Regions from separate parts of the Homo sapiens genome. Here region 2 is linked to region 1. The links are chromatin loops, found by intact Hi-C in ENCODE. Cell type or tissue: PC-9. All regions are shown on one strand.

What was found. Peaks named below come from ENCODE experiments on the same cell type or tissue, not always from the same donor. Only the 100,000 strongest peaks of a DNase experiment are listed, where the experiment ranks them.
Region 2: it touches region 1 in a loop (5-fold over the local background); 6 of 110 quality-filtered maps call a loop at or near these places.

What each region holds. Positions count from the first base shown.
Region 1 is chr7:105,714,141-105,722,140 of GRCh38, reverse strand. All of the region lies in intron 3 of ATXN7L1 (ataxin 7 like 1), which reads left to right. Among named protein-coding and RNA genes, the nearest start is that of EFCAB10, 140 kb to the right of the region's middle. In PC-9, no CTCF peak of the experiment used is centred here; a DNase peak (open chromatin) is centred at 3,450; H3K4me3 peaks cover 413 bases; H3K27ac peaks cover 2,762 bases.
Region 2 is chr7:105,661,979-105,669,978 of GRCh38, reverse strand. ATXN7L1 (ataxin 7 like 1) reads left to right here. Exons shown (of 12, transcript NM_020725.2): 4 at 4,691-4,913. Among named protein-coding and RNA genes, the nearest start is that of EFCAB10, 84 kb to the right of the region's middle. RefSeq lists a silencer at 4,840-5,033 and an enhancer at 4,783-5,077. In PC-9, no CTCF peak of the experiment used is centred here; a DNase peak (open chromatin) is centred at 4,928.

The DNA.
Region 1 (8,000 bases):
TGCATTTTGAAGCCACTGTGAAGAGCAGGTTATATGATGAAGTAAAGTTACCACTACCAGTAAACAATGCAGTTGGGACAGGCAACTAAATTAGAACCAAACTGTTAACCTATGTGTGCGCATACACACACTCACTCACTCACTCACACACACCCCTCTTAAAAAGAGAGCACTAGTCCCTCCCAAGAGAAAACTAGCTTAGAGGTGGGAATTTAGGAGGAAGACCCCATTGTATTTCAATTAGGCTACCCTATTCTCATTCATGTCAAAATTTCTCAAAGGAGTTTGGTCTGAGAGAAGCAGCCACAGGAGGCCTCCACTGGCCATGCTGTCTCCAGCTGAGGAGCTGGCAGCAGGGAAAGCAGAGCCCTGTGGGCCATGTCCCTGGGCAGAGCAGCCAGGCTGAGACTGCCACCAGCCCCTGGGAATTCTTCCAAGCTTTCATCTGGGCTGGTCCTCCTCTCAGGTCTAGGGTGTTCACGATTTTTACAAAACGAGGTCACAAAGGAATGACACCCAAGTTAGTGCAAGCCTCGTACTGTCCCCTTGTCCCCGACCAGAGCCCTGGGAGGAGACTACTTCCCATGTGGCAAAGCCTCAGGCGTGGCTGTGAGCATCTGTAAGGGCGGGATGCAGGCACAGCAGAGCGGTGCCCCAGCTGGCCTGCGCAGAGCATTCGGAGCCTCAGAACACCGTGATTAGTGATGAGCTGCTCCAAGGCCGCTGTGCTGAATGGTCCAGGAATCCTTCCAGCAGCTCCGCTTCGCACCCCGTTGTCCCCCACCCAACCCTTTATTTTTTGAGTCAGGCCTTCAGTTTCTCCCCTTTTTCTGCCTCCCTCAAGGGAAGCTGGAAACCATGATGGCCATGAACAGAGTCAGAGATTTGGGTGACTTCTGTGCCCTGTCACCCTGAAGCTCTCTCTTGTGTGCCCTCTCTCCTGTGCCAGCTGAGAGAGGTGCGGGGAAGATTCCCAGCCCTGGCCCTGTGAGTCCAGTCAGGGACCCCGTGTTCTGGACCGGCCACTTCACACCCGGCAGCAACATTTGGTGTTGGGTGGTCGTGGTTGTTGCTGCTCAGCCTGTTGGGGTGGGTGCAGGGTCTCCTGGCTAGAATTTGTGTGGGGTTAGAGGCAGGGCAGCGAAGCCATGTGTGGTGCTGAGGGAAACTTCCTACAGCCCGAGGTCTGAAGAGAATGGAGAGGCCATAGGCAGGAAGTCCAGCAAGTAGCTTGGCCTGAGTGGAGGGAGGCAGAGCTTCCCTTGGGAGCACATCCCAAGGTGTGCTCAGCTCTGCTGGACAGGTAGAGTGCCCTGGAATTTTCCAGTGGATACCCAGAAGACACCACCAACTCCTCTGCGGTAGAGAAGGAGCCAGGCACAGTGGCTCATGCCTGTAATCCCAGCATTTTGGGAGGCTGAGGCTGGAGGATCGCTGAGCCTAGGAGTTCAAGACCAGCCTGGGCAACATATTGAGACCCCGTCTCTACCAAAAATAGTAAAGCCAGCCTGGGCAATGTAATGAGATCTCATCTCTACAATAATTTTTTTAAAAATTAGCCAGGCATGGTGGCACATGCCTGTAGTCCCAACTACTCGGGAGGCTGAGGTGGGAGGATCACTTGAGTTTGGGAGGCAGAGGTTGCCGTGAGCTGTGATCACAACACTGCACTGCTGTCTGAGCAACAGAGCAAGACCCTGTCTCTGAATGAATGAATGAACGGTACCTAGCACTAACCTAGGCAAGAGGCAGGTTTTGTATTTTTTTTTAGTAGAGATGGGGTTTCACCATGTTGGCCAGACTGGTCTCGAACTTCTGACCTCAGGCAATTCACCCACCTCAGCCTCCCAAAGTGCTGGGATTACAGGCGTAAGCACTGTAGGCAAGAGGCAGTGTTAATTCTGTCTGTTCAAGTCTGCACTCTGCAGATATGAAAGAATTAACCACCTGCACTAGGGAAAGCTGTCCAGAGAGGTAACTGACCCAAGGGCTATACCAAGATCAAGATTTCAGGCTTCCTACATGGTATTCGGACTATTTAAAGAAGCAAGAAGCACACTCCTGGCTCCAGATCCAAGACTATGCCACCAGGCTTCTTATTAAGATGTCACTGGGCTTTGGTAGTTAAAGGGGCCAGAGACGTTTAAAGGATTATATGATCACCTGGGTTTTGGAAGAATCCAAAGTGGGGTCACGGCTGAAGAGAGGCCTCCTTTCCTAGGCCCTGGCATTGCAACTTTTAAATGCATGATTCGCTGGCCCCTTCACAGCTGGATCTTTCTGTTCCCTGCGCTTGCTGAAAAGCAGAAATCTACTCCAAAAGGAACGCTCACTGCTTTTGCCCCTGCTTTTTCTGTAAGTGGTGAGTTTTTATCTGTCTTCTGTTGATGGAGCTGCCAAATCCTAACCCTTCCCATTTCCACTGTGGGCTCCAGGTACACCCCCTATTTGAATAGGTATCAGATTTCCCCAAAGCAAAATCTAATCATTCCTAGGCTTAGTCCGCTTCTCTGAGAAGGCCAAGAGCCCTGACCTCATTCTCTGCGCTGGCTCCTGCTGCAGTTAGGAGGAAGCTGTGGGATATGTCCCTGGGGTACAGTTAGCACAGCAGGGGGCTAGGGAATCTCAACCCAGTGAACCAAGAGACAAGGTTATACATGAATTTAGGAAGCCAGAAAGACCCAAAGCCCCAAATAGGAAATTTCTATAAGGAAACCCTTACACTATAAGGCCTTACACAAATATCTGGGATAATGATTTTATCAACTACCCACATCCCCTTGAGAGGACTTCATGAGGGTCCTTGAACTAGACCCTGTAGGGCGGGGGCTACTCTGTGGGAGCCTCCCAGACTGAATGTGGAGGAGGGTGCTCCCAGGAGGAAAATCAAGGTGCTGTTACTGGAAGAAGAGAAGAAGGGGGATGGGCGCTGAGTGGGCCAAGATCACAAATGCTCCCCTCACCCATCCAGGCCTCTTTCTCTTTCCTTTGCTTCCCTTCATTTACCTGTTCTTCGGCTCCTGCTCACAAAAGGACAGAAGAATCATTCCATTTTAATAGGTACAGTCTGTGAGGCTGGTGGCCACTGTAAACTGGTCTGTTTCCTAGTCTTGCTCATCCTGGAATCAGGATGTAACATGGAAACACAACAGGCCCCTTGCTTCCCGGCTGCTGTTCATCACCTGTTTGTGATGTCTTCCTGTGCCTAGAGCAGGTGCTTCTCTCCTAAACTGGGAGGTCCTCCCCACAAGATAAATCCTCTCTCCCAAGCCTGCCCTCCCATGCTGTAACCTTCTCTTGGCTTCTGCTTTTTTCTGAACTTCCTGTTCTATTTTTGAACACTCATAGCCTGGACCCAGGCCTTGGCAGACAAAGAGCCCGTGTGAATGGTGGACATCTGACCTGAATACCTGACCTGTGATTAGTAACCTGGGTTGGCCCCAAGCCGAAGGTGGTTCCATGCCTCCATCAGTTGTCACCCTTCCAACCTGGCTGGCCACATTTTTTGCTCCTGCCGTCAACTGCAGAGATGCAAACTGTGTGTGAAGAGGTGATTCCCTGCCTGGGAGGTTTCAGGGTTATCTGTGTCCACCTCTCCCCGGAGCCTCCAGGCACACACACCAAAAGGTAGATATGACCCTGCCTCTTTGGAACAGTGAGTAGAGCAAACTGCTGTGTTGTGGCTTCCTTAAATACGCCTTAATCCTGCCCATCCTGAAGGTGGAAGTGGATCCCATTTATATTGTTTTTTAGTGATCACTCAGCTCACTCCAGTTGGCACCCAGGAACTCGGAATTCGGACTGCTTACTTGCTGGCTCCAATTCTGCAAAATACCCTGCCTTCCCTGTGGCCACTGGGGTTGGACAGTGCCCACGTGCACTTTCTTCCCCACTCAGGTATCCTATAGCTGATTAACTGGGAAGGTGTGGGGCTATCTAGCATAGCTACAGGACTCGATCCAAGGTGCCGCTCTATCATGATTTGTATGGGTGGTGTTTTCTTATTGTTGCTGTTGTTTTAAAAGGGGAGAGGTTTTGACACAGAATTATTTTATCTAATTTACTCTTCACTGCCCCTTCCATTTCCTCTGCTTTACCAAAAGAACGTTTTAATGCTTTTGATGATATTAACTATTTCATAGTTGTCTTAAGAAACAGTTATAGTTTTCAACTTCTAATTTAAAAATATTAATATTCTTACCATTACAAAAATTCTTATAGATTAATGAGAAAAAATATACTAATTAGAGAATGGGTAGGAGCAGGCAAAATGGAGGAAACTCAAGTGAAAACATTGAATTTTGAGTGAAACATTTTCACCTGAAAAATGTTCAACCTCACTGGCAGTTAAGAACAAAAGTTACAACAATCAGATAGTATTTTTCACTTATGAAAATGACAAGTGTTTAGAAATTACTGTAATACCCAGTGGTCATGAGGAAAAAGCAAAGCAGACTTTCCGTCAAGCTGCTGGTTATGTAAATTGGGGCTCCCTTCATGTTGGGCATTTGACTAGATGTATCAAGGACCTGGAACCAAAATTTATGCTTCTCAGAATTTATATAAAGTAAATAAATCAAATTGCGTACAAGCATGCCTTTAAGGGATATCCACTCCAGAATTATCCATAATAGCAAAAAATTGCAACCAATATGAATAACAAACAATATAGGCTACAGAGTAGCCTCTAAAATAATCTTTTAAAAAATATTTTAGGCCAGGCATAGTGGCTCATGTCTGTAATCCCAGCACTTTGAGAGGCCGAGGTGGGCAGATCACGAGGTCGGGAGTTCAAGACCAGCCTGACTAACATGGCAAAACCCCGTCTCTACTAAAAATACAAAAATTAGCCAGGCGTGGTGGCGTCCACCTATAATCCCACGTACTCAGGAGGCTGAGGCAGGAGAATCAGTTGAACCCAGGAGGTGGAGGTTGCAGTGAACTGATATTGTGCCACTGCACTCCAGCCTGGGCGACAGAGCGAGACCCCATCTCAAAAAAATAAATAAATTTATAACATGAAAAAATGTTTATAATGTGAAAAGTGGGGGGAAACAGCATTTAAAACAATGCTTAGTATGATCACTTTTTAAAAAATTATGTACATATCTGTGTATTTTTGACTGAAATGGTATGGTGACTGTGGGTCATTTTTAGTTTCTTCCTCATTCATATCTGAATTTTCTAAAATCTTTATCATACACTTATCATTTTAATAATTAGATTTTTTAAATTTTCTTTTTTTTTCATTTACTTTTTTTGAGACAGATTCTTGATTTGTTATCCAAGCTAGAGTGCAGTGGTGCTATCATGGCTCACTGCAACCTTGACTTCCTGGGCTCAACTGATCCTCCTGCCTCACCCCCTCAAGTAGCTGGGACTACAGGTGCATGCCACCATACCTGGCTAATTTTTGTACTGTGTGTGTGTGTGTGTGTGTGTGTGTGTGTGTGTGTGTGTGTGTGTGTGTGTGTGCAGAGATAGGTTTTCGCCATGTTGCCCAGGCTGGTCTGGAACTCCTGGACTCAAGCCATCTGCCCACCTAGGTCTCCCAAAGTGCTGGGATTATGAGCCTGAGCCACCACACCTGGACCTTTTTGTAATTTTAAAAAACAGAGAACCACAGGGCCAGAGTTAAGGTACAAGAGAACTCACTTTTGTTTGGTTTGGTTTTGTTTTTCTGGGCCAGCATCTAAAAAGATCAGAAAACAACTGGGCCCCCATATAAAATAGTCTGTCTTTGCAGAGGTCTCCAAACGCTGCGGGAAGAATGAGAAGATGAGGTCTGCTCAGGTTTCTATTTTGCCACCTGCACCCTTTTATTGAAATTTCATATTACAGATATGAAGAGTAACTACTGACATCTCCTAGTGGGATTTTCATTTATATAATGAAATATATAATAAGTATATAATGAATTTATATAATGAAGTATGTAGTATGACTTTTTTCTTCATCTTTGGAAAAATATCCCTTAAATTCTACTTGTACCTTCTCCTCCAGATTGAAAAACAGACTAATAATGGCTTAGGACAGATGTGGCCTCAGATGACTTAAGTAATAATGACATAAATGCCCCCTGAAGCTCCTTCTTCTCCAACACCATCTCTTTTTTCTCTTCCCATCCCCCCCGCCTCCACCCCAGCTTTTTTTGGAGGGTAGGGGTTCCTTTTCTTTGCCTATACCTGAAGCCTGCTGGTGCCAATTAGGACGCTCCAGTCACAGCAAATGTGAAGAACTGCTTCCTCCAAGGTATCCATATGCCCAGAAATGGAGGATTGGTTTGACTCAAAGGACTGAAATGTCACTGCAGAATTTGGTCTGTGCTTGCAGCCAGTTTTTCACCACCACTGTCATTTCTCCACCTCTGGGGTTTGCAGTGGGGATACACTTTTAATGACATGCCACTAGTCACAGTTTTACCAGGTATAGTTGAGTCACAGAGATGAGAACAAAACCATTGCTTAAATGTGAATTTCCTTGGTCCCTGAGTGAGCACCCCTACCCACAGTTTGATGACATTTGAGCATGTGCTCCAAGTGACTATCTACAGAAATGCCTTTAGGCATTGTTTAGATAGCATACTACTCCAGTTATCCAGGAGGGTAGCTGCCTCTTTCTTTTTGAAAGCTATTCCCTTGGCTTGGCAGCCAAAGGAATTCAAGATTCATGCTGTTGTAAAGGATGCTAGGAAAGGACATGAATTTTAGAAAACAGGGAAGCTCTGAGGAAGTACCGAGGCTGCTATTTACAGAGTCTTTCCTGGGTGCTAGATATGGAGCACAGCACTTTACCTAGTTATCTCACTTGATGCCCACGTGAACTCTGGGAGTAAGATAGTATACTTCCATTCTCCACATGAGGAAGGTGAGGCTCAGAGAAGTTAAGTTCTTTGCCCAAAGTTTCCAAGCTTGTACCTTCTGCTGGAGCTGGTTTTGAGCCCACACGTGATCTCTTTCTGATATACCAAGCTGCCTCCCAGGGTTTATGCTAAGCAGTGAAGTCTATACTTCAAGTTACACTTATGGTCTTACTACTATTGTAAGAAGACCTGTCCTGTGTGGCATCCAGGACCCATGGGTGACATGGACAGCCTTGGATCCTAGACACCACACACGCACCCTCAAGAAACCCAGTCAGGAGGTCTCAGAGGGCTTCTAGGGTAACCCTTAGGATCCATGCAATTTACTGGTGCCCCACAGCAAGAAGTTATCCAGTGGGGCTGAGGCAGGCAGATCACCTGAGGTCAGGAGTTCAAGATCAGCCTGGCCAACATGGTGGAAACCCCCGTCTCTACTAAAAATACAAAAAGTAGCTGTGTTTGCTGGTGGGCACCTGTAATCCCAGCTACTCAGAAGGCTGAGGCACGAGAATTGCTTGAATCCAGGAGGCAGAGATTGCAGTGAGCCGAGATGGTGCCACTGCACTCCAGCGTGGGCGACAGAGCGAGACTGTCTCAAAAACAAAAACAAAAACAAAAACAGAAGAAGCTATCCAGATGCCATTAGCTCTTCTGCCCAGAGGTATATGAGAGCTCTGAGTACCTCCCTGTCCCTCAGGGGACCCAGGCATTCAAGAACTGACCTGGACAGGATCTCAAAACTTCTGACTCAAAACTGTAATATGTATTATAATATTACTATAGTAATATGGTCTTATTATTGTTGGCCTGGCCTGGGAAATAAGCTTCCCTCAGGGATGTCTCTAGTATAGGTATATTCAGCATATAGCAAACTCATCCAAGGAGCTTGTAAAGCACAGATTCCTGGACCCACCCCTGAGATTCCCATTCAGCTGGTCAGGAGGGTGGGGCATTTCCTGCCAGAGGCACTGATGCCTCCGATCCAGAGCTGTGGGCTCCATCTGGAATAACACTGCCCTAGTGTGTCCTGCAGGGGTGGCAATCGAGAATGAAGGTTCAGTTGTATAGCATTTGGATTGAAATTCTGACCCTGCCAATTAGTGGGTGGCTTGGGCAAGCTACTTAGCCTCTCTAGGCT
Region 2 (8,000 bases), 52 kb after region 1:
ATCCCTGACCACTGACTCTATTGGTCCCTCCACTTTAATTTTTTTTTTTTTTTTTTTTTGAGATGGAGTTTAGCTCTTGTTGCCCAGGCTGGAGTGCAATGGTTCGATCTCGGCTCACTACAACCTCCACTTCCTGGGTTTAAGCGGTTCTCCTGCCTCAGCCTCCCGAGTAGCTGGGATTACAGGCATGCGCCACCACGCCCAGCTAATTTTGTATTTTTAGTAGAGACAGGGTTTCCCCATGTTGGTCTGGCTGGTCTCAAACTCCCAGCCTAAGATCCACCCGCCTTGGCCTCCCAAAGTGCTGGGATTGCAGTCGTGAGCCACCGTGCTGGGCCTTTAAATTCTTATATGACCTTTCTCACCTGCACTGGTAGGGGACAAGCTTGTTCCCATAGCTCAAGGGTTGTGAGAGCCCTTCTGATTTAATTCAGTTTCACAAGTAGGACATACTGCTTTCGCCTATTTATTACAATACAAAATCACACATCAAACAACCAAAAAAAACTTATATTAAGGGCAAAGGGCTGTCTTCAGGTTTTAATTAATATTCCCTCACTGCAACTTGTTCTTTCAATTGACAATTTAAGGCAAGTTTCTGAATCTAAAATATGAAACCAGGCATGGTGGCTCACACCTGTAATCCCAGCAGGCGGATCACTTGAGGTCGGGAGTTTGAAACCAGCCTGGCTAACAAGGCGAAACCCTGTCTCTACTAAAAATACAAAAATAAGTCAGGCATGGTGGTGCGTACCTGTAATCGCAGCTACTCAGGAGGCTGAGGCAGGAGAATTGCTTGAACCTGGAGACAGAGGTTGCAGTGAGCCAAGATCACGCCGCTGGACTCTAGCCTGGACAACAGAGCGAGACTGTCTCAAAAAATAAAATATGAAACCAAGAAAAAAGCTTATCCACTGATACAGTTGTTTTGTGGGCCAGATGTGGTAGCTCACCTGTAATCCCAACATTTTGCGAGGCCAAGGCAAGAGGATCTCTTGAGCCCAGGAGTTCAAGACCAGCCTGGGAACATAGAGAGACTTTGTCTCTGCAAAAAAAAAATATATATATATGTTTTCAGAGAGAGTCTTGCTCTGTTGCCCAGGCTGGAGTGCTCTGGTACAATCACAACTTGCTGTAGCCTCTACCTCCCAGGCTCAAGCGATCCACCCACCTTGGCCAGCCAAAGTGCCAGGATTATAGGCATGAGCCACCATGCCTGGCCTTACCAAAAAAAAGTTTTAATTAGTAAGTAACCGGGGCCAGGCGCAGTGGCTCATGCCTACAATCCCAGCACTTTGGGAGGCTGAGACGGGCAAATCACTTGAGGCCAGGAGTTCAACACTAGCCTGGCCAACATGATGAAACCCTATCTCTACTAAAAATATAAAAATTATCCAGGCGTGATGGTGCATGCCTATAATCCCAGCTACTTGGGAGACTGAGATCTTGAGAATCTTCAGCCTTGATTCTCCCAGGCTCAAGAGAAACTCTTGAGGGAGGTTGCAGTGAGATGAGATCCTGCCACTGCACTCCAGCCTGGACCACAGAGCAAGACTCTGTCTCAAAAGATCATATTAATTAGCCGGGTATGGTGGCACATGCCTGTAGTCCCAGCTACTCAGAAGGCTGAGTTGGGAGGATCGCTTGAACCTGGAAGGCAGAGGTTGCAGTAAGCCATGATCGTGCCACAGCAATCTAGCCTGGGTGACAGAGTTTTTTTTCTGTCTCAAAAAAAAGGTTTTTTCTGTAAATTTAGCAGCAGAATGTGTCAGCCAGAACCACTAACGAGAATTCTTTTAGAAGGTGATTGTAGAATCACTGGCCTGGCACATTTATTTTGTCCTTCATGGCACACTTCCTTGTGATTTATCTTTGTTTACTTGCATAATTTTTAACCCTTAGTTTAGCAAAATAAACGTATCTTCATTATTCAGGTTTATCTCCCCACCTAAACCAAGAAATATTTCTGTACATCCCACACCCACCCACCACCAGCTTTGAGTAAGTAATAGCAAAGGAGTGAATGAAGACTGCAGAAAAATCTAAAGCAGTAATGGTAAAAATTGAAATCTTGTTTTCATATTGGAAGCCTCTGCCGAAAAAGAAATTGCTAAACAAGACATTTCTGAGAGGCAGAAAGTCGATAGACTTGAAGTTAGGAGACTTGGTTCTAGTCTCAGGATTGTCGCTAACTAGCTTTAACCTGAAGGCTGGCAACTGATAACCTCATCTATCAGAAAGATCATACTAGTTGACTTTTTTTTTTTTTTTTTTTTTTTTGAGACGGAGTCTCGCTCTGTCGCCCAGGCTGGAGTGCAGTGGCGGGATCTCGGCTCACCGCAAGCTCCGCCTCCCGGGTTCACGCCATTCTCCCGCCTCAGCCTCCCAAGTAGCTGGGACTACAGGCGCCCGCCACTACGCCCGGCTAATTTTTTGTATTTTTAGTAGAGACGGGGTTTCACCATTTTAGCCGGGATGGTCTCGATCTCCTGACCTCGTGATCCGCCCGCCTCGGCCTCCCAAAGTGCTGGGATTACAGGCGTGAGCCACCGCGCCCGGCCACTAGTTGACTTTTAAGATACAGTTCTAACCTTTAGTGATTCTAAGTTCTGCATTTTCTAATTTCCTGGCTTCGAATTTTATTCACCTAGTTTCCTGCCTTCCTGAGAGGCAGGTAGGCCCATGTACTCAGCACAGAGGCACCCTGATCCTTGAGTAGCCCTGACCCTGGCAATCACCTCACCTCTCTGGGTCTCCTTTGGCCAGTCAGCCATGAGGAGGGTGGAGACCCCTGGCTGCTTCCTGCCTGTGTCACAGGGGTTGTAAAAGCCAGTACAATTTTACAAAGGACGAATTCCCCCAAGGAAGATCTTGCCTGAGTAAAATTGTTCAATATTTTGGCTGTTATTACTGCTCTGACATCCAGGAATCATGAGAGATGAGAAGGGAAGGAACAGGTGTAAGTATCCCTTGTATTTATGGTGATTGAGTGGAAGGAGGCTTCGAAGCCATCTAGGGACCCACTTCATTCACAGATAAAGACACAGGAACCAAGGAAGTTTAAGTGGTAAACTGAAGGCCACGAGCCTAATACTGTGTATATGCGGTTGGAGTGGGAGCCCAGGTCTCCTGGCTCCCAGCCCTCAAAACAGAGGCCCCAGAACTAGCTCTTTGTTTTCAAAAGCTTCAACAGGATGGCTTCTGAGAACTAAGCTGTATGCAAAGGTCTACTCTGATTCAATGAGGAAAAAGCACCCTGTAAACTTATTCTTTGTAGGCAGCATATGAGCACTGGTCAAGCAAAGAAACCCAGCAATTGGATGATCCTCAAAAATCTGCTTCCTCCTAATTCCCATTGCATCAGAAGACTAAATTCAGTCTGCTTTGAGACAGCCTGGCAACCCATTGGTACAAGGGAGTACAGAGAAAAACCCCAGACTCCTGTCGCAGCTGGCCACAGGTGGGAGGCTTGCATCTCCCAGGTCAGGGTGCCTGCAAAAGCAACCAGGAAAGGTGCCCTAATGAGAGAAGCCTAGGCTCAGCTTTGGGCTGGAGAGAGAATGATCTGTCATCTTTGCCTGTCACATTTTGCATTATCAAATTCAGCCAGATTTTCAGATCTCTAGTTCAGGAGAACTGTTATAATTTCATTTATTTATTCAACACATGTTAATTAAGCACTAATTATGTGTGAGACATAAGAGAGCCAGAGAGGACTTAGGGTTTCAGGAAGCTTTGTCTTTTTTAGGGTTTGGGATTCCTTCCTGTAATCATGTACAAAGTTTTTGGGCAGGTGTAAAAGTGTGTTTTGCTGGGTTCTTAAATTTTTATCAGATCTGTTATTCTAAAACAATTTAAGAACCCCATAGCGGGTGCACACTAGAACTTTACTTCATGCATCTGCTCTCCTGGTCAGTATCCTCATCCTGCCCATTCAGTCGAAAGCACAGTGGCTAACAGAATGTGAACAAGTGAGGCATCTCTGCCCAGAGCTCTGGTATTCTCTGTAGAACCTCAGGAAGTTGTGCTCGCCGGCCCAAGTCCATGCCCCACATTGCAGATTCTGCCTCAAGCGTTGACATCCTCCTGCATGTGGCCCTCAATCTCTGTGGACCCTGAGGAGGCCATAGCAGGGGTGTGCTGACACTGTCCTCTCAGTCCCAGGACAGCTGCTGGGCCACTTCCTCGCTTGCAAAGTCCTTTCGATTCAAGCCTGCTGGTCCGTCTTACTTTAGTGCTCCTGCAGATTGTCAGGTTCAAGAGTTTCCTGTTTGTTAAGAGTCCTGCCCTGTCCACTGCCCTGATGGACCTGTGGCCTCTGTGTAGCTGTCTAGGAATTGCTTTGGCTATGTGTGGTTGTCCCACTGTTCAGATGACACCTGGTGTCCCTCTGCTACTCCTGTGGAAGTGGTTTTGCAGAAAGATGGCCTGGTAAATGCCTCCCATGAGAACCCTGATGTTAGTTGAGCATGCCATTTGATACAGAAACCCAGAACATAATTATTGCTAGCTGGTGGAATAGGAGCATATGTCAAGACAAATCGTCTCATCAGAACCTAGGCTTCAGGAATGCCAGTGCTGTAGGGAAAGCGCTTCTCTCCGCCTGTTGTGTGTTTGAGTGTATGTGAGTGTGTGGGAGCCTCACCTGCTACAGATGCTGTGCTGAGTTCTCTACTTTCTGCCCCTGTAGAGAGAAGACACGGTTCAATGTGTAGACCTTCTCCCTCTCCAGTGTCTCCAGCCTCCAATCCCAGGACATCACTAGTACAGGTGAAAACAAAAGCCTGTCTCAGCGGCCATCACTCTGCCAGCAGCACCTCAAAGCCATTCAAAACGCCCAAAGACAATCTACTTACCTCCAGCAGCAAACAGCACACAGTCTTTCCTGCGAAAGGATCAAGGGATAAACCATGGTGAGTCAGCTGGCTGGCAGCCAGCTGCTGTCTGTCCCCCCTGCTGTTCCTGTCACCATGGGGAAATAGTATTTACTCTCTGGCTTTGTTCCTAGGTGTCACATGCAGGAATTTGGGGGACTGAGGAATGAAAGGACAGAAACCCAAAATGATGGAAAGATAAACCTAAATATTAGAGGGCATGTGGGACCTTAAGAGTACCATATGGGCCACGCTCACACCTGTAATCCCAGCACTTTGGGAGGCTGAGGTGGGTAGATCACCTGAGGTCAGGAGTTTGAAACCAGCCTGGGCAACACAGTGAAACCCTGTCTCTACTAAAAATACAAAAATTAGTCAGGTGTGGTGGCACACACCTGTAATCCCAGCTACTCAGGAGGCTGAAGCAGAATTGCTTGAACCCGGGAGGCGGAGTTGTGGTGAGCCGAGATCACGCCACTGCACTCCAGCCTGGGTGACAGTGAAACTCTGTCTCAAATATATATATATACACACACATACATAATATATATATGTATATTATACATATATATATTATACATATGTATATATATATTATACATATATTATACATATATGTATACATATATTATACATATACACACATACATATATATATATATTTGAGACAGAGTAGATATATACATGTATATACCGTATGCCTGACGGGGGATTTTTTTAATTCTCTTGAGAGTTGAGCCAAGTTGTGTCTAAGAAAAGGGTAACAGGGAAATATTTCTCAGTTCTGCTGCCACCTCTCAATTTTCCACCCCAGTGAAGAGAAGCTCTGGTGTAAAATCAAAAGCACTGACAGTGTGCCTGGTGTGGAGCAAGACCACGGCCCTACCCGCAACACTGGGTCCCAGGTCCTGTGGAATAGTGGAATAGCCACCAGCAGAGGCAACTAATTGGGAGCTGACCATGGGAGAAAGAGAAGAAAGCCAAGTAGAAGGTCACCCCTTTGGGGGAGTGGGCTGTGAAAATTCAGAGGCTTTTGGCCAGGCGTGGTGGCTCATGCCTGTAATCCCAGCACTTTGGGAGGCTGAGGTGGGCAGATCACTTGAGGTCAGGAGTTCAAGACCGGCCTGACCAACGTGGCGAAACCCCATCTCTACTAAAAATATAAAAATTAGCTGGGCATAGTGTTACACACCTGTAATCCCAGCTACTGGGGAGGCTGAGGCAAGCAGGAGAGTTGCTTCAACCCGGGAGGCAGAGGTTGCAGCGAGCCGAGATTGTGCCACTGCGCTCCAGCCTGGATGACGAAGTGAGACTCCTGTCTCAAAAAAAAGAAAAAAAAAATCTGAGGCTTTTAATTCATTTTGTTATCTCAGCCCTTACTAAAAAGTCAGAAAAGGTTGCCTGTGGAAAAGACAGCTAGGAAACCAAACTTAAAACAAGGAAGATGAGTATCTTCAAATGCTGTTGGCACCCACCTTGGAGTACTTAAGGAACTGGCTTCTGACAGCACCTCTATGCTTATCTTTCAAGCCTTGAGAAGACAGAGAAGGGATAAGTGTGGAGTCCATCTAATTTATGTATTTAAAGAAAAAAAGTGTTCCATTAATTGATGACAGTTAATTGCACTTAAGTTCGTACCTAGGCAAGCTGTAGAGTAAAATCATCCATCAATGGGTTTGTCACTGCACACTGGAAATTATGATAACTTAGTAAAGAGCTAATTATGTCAGATCAATTACAGAGCCTCTTGTGATGGAGTGGAAAGGTGTAGGCATGGCTGTGGAGGAGTTACCTGCCACACAGCTGGGCCTCGTGGGCAAGCTTTGTTCTCCTTGGGTTGTTGGGATTGCGGGTCCATCCTGCAGGAGGCTGTAGCTGGTTAGGGAAGACTCAGCCGGAGAGTGGTGTTTGCCCACCCACCGGCGATGTGAGTCTCCCAGTCACTAACCTGCAATCCGTCTTATCTGTGACCTGAGAATGTGCCTGAGAGTTTATTTACTGGGGCTGCATGGTGTCCCGATGTAACCACAAGCTCTGGAGTCACTGGCCTGGGCACAAATTTCAGCTGGGTGACCTTGGGCAAGTTATTTGATCTTATTGTGCTTCCATTTCCTCATCTGTAAAGTGGGGCCAATAATAGCTCTATTCCATGGGATTGTTGTGAGGATTAAGTGAGCTAGTTTTTATAAAGCAGCAGGCACAGTATCTGGATCATAGTATATGTTCAATAAATAATTTAGCATAACGTCATGGTTATTATTACTATGTTATCATGTGTGCCAAAGGACAGCACTTCCATCCTGGGATAAAGATTGACAAGTCAAATCTCTCTAAAAAAAATTAGAGAAATGGCTCTTCAGACTCAGAGTGAAGATAAAAATGATCAAATAATTTATTCAGAGTCTAGAAATGAGCTACAGAGAAACAAAATAAGGAAAGCCAGGGAAGGAGCACATAAGCCAGGAGGAGACCCAGGGAGCTCGGGGAAGATCATCAATGAACTCTCCTTGTAAAAGAGCAAATGAGAGGTCTCATGTAGCCCCATGGCACCAAAAAGCACTCGCCCAAAAGGCAAACCTTCAGGGAGACCATTGGTTCAAATCATTGTCCACACTCAATCCAGTCCAACTCAACACACACTTCTTAAGACCTGCCACAGTCAAGTCCCCTTCAGCTAGGGGCAAAAAGGGGCAGAAAGAATCTGACTGGGCGCAGTGGCTCACATCTGTAATCCCAGCACTTTGGGAGGCCGAGATGGGCAGATCACAAGGTCAGGAGTTCAAGACCAGCCTGGCCAACATGGTGAAACCTCATCTCTACTAAAGATACAAAAAATTAGCCAGGCGTGGTGGCACACACCTGTAATCCCAGCTACTCAGGAGGCTGAGGCAGGAGAATTTCTTGAACCTGGGAGTTGGAGGTTGCAGTGAGCCAAGATCGCTCCATTGCACTCCAGGCTGGGCAACAGGGCAAGACTCTGGCTTAAAAAAAAAAAAAAGAAAAGAAAAGAAAAGAAAAGAAAGAAGGAAGGAAGGAAGGAAGGAAGGAAGGAAGGAAGGAAGGAAGGAAGGAAGGAAAGAAAGAAAGAAAGAAAAGAAAGAATCTAAAGAAACTAGCCCAGGTCCA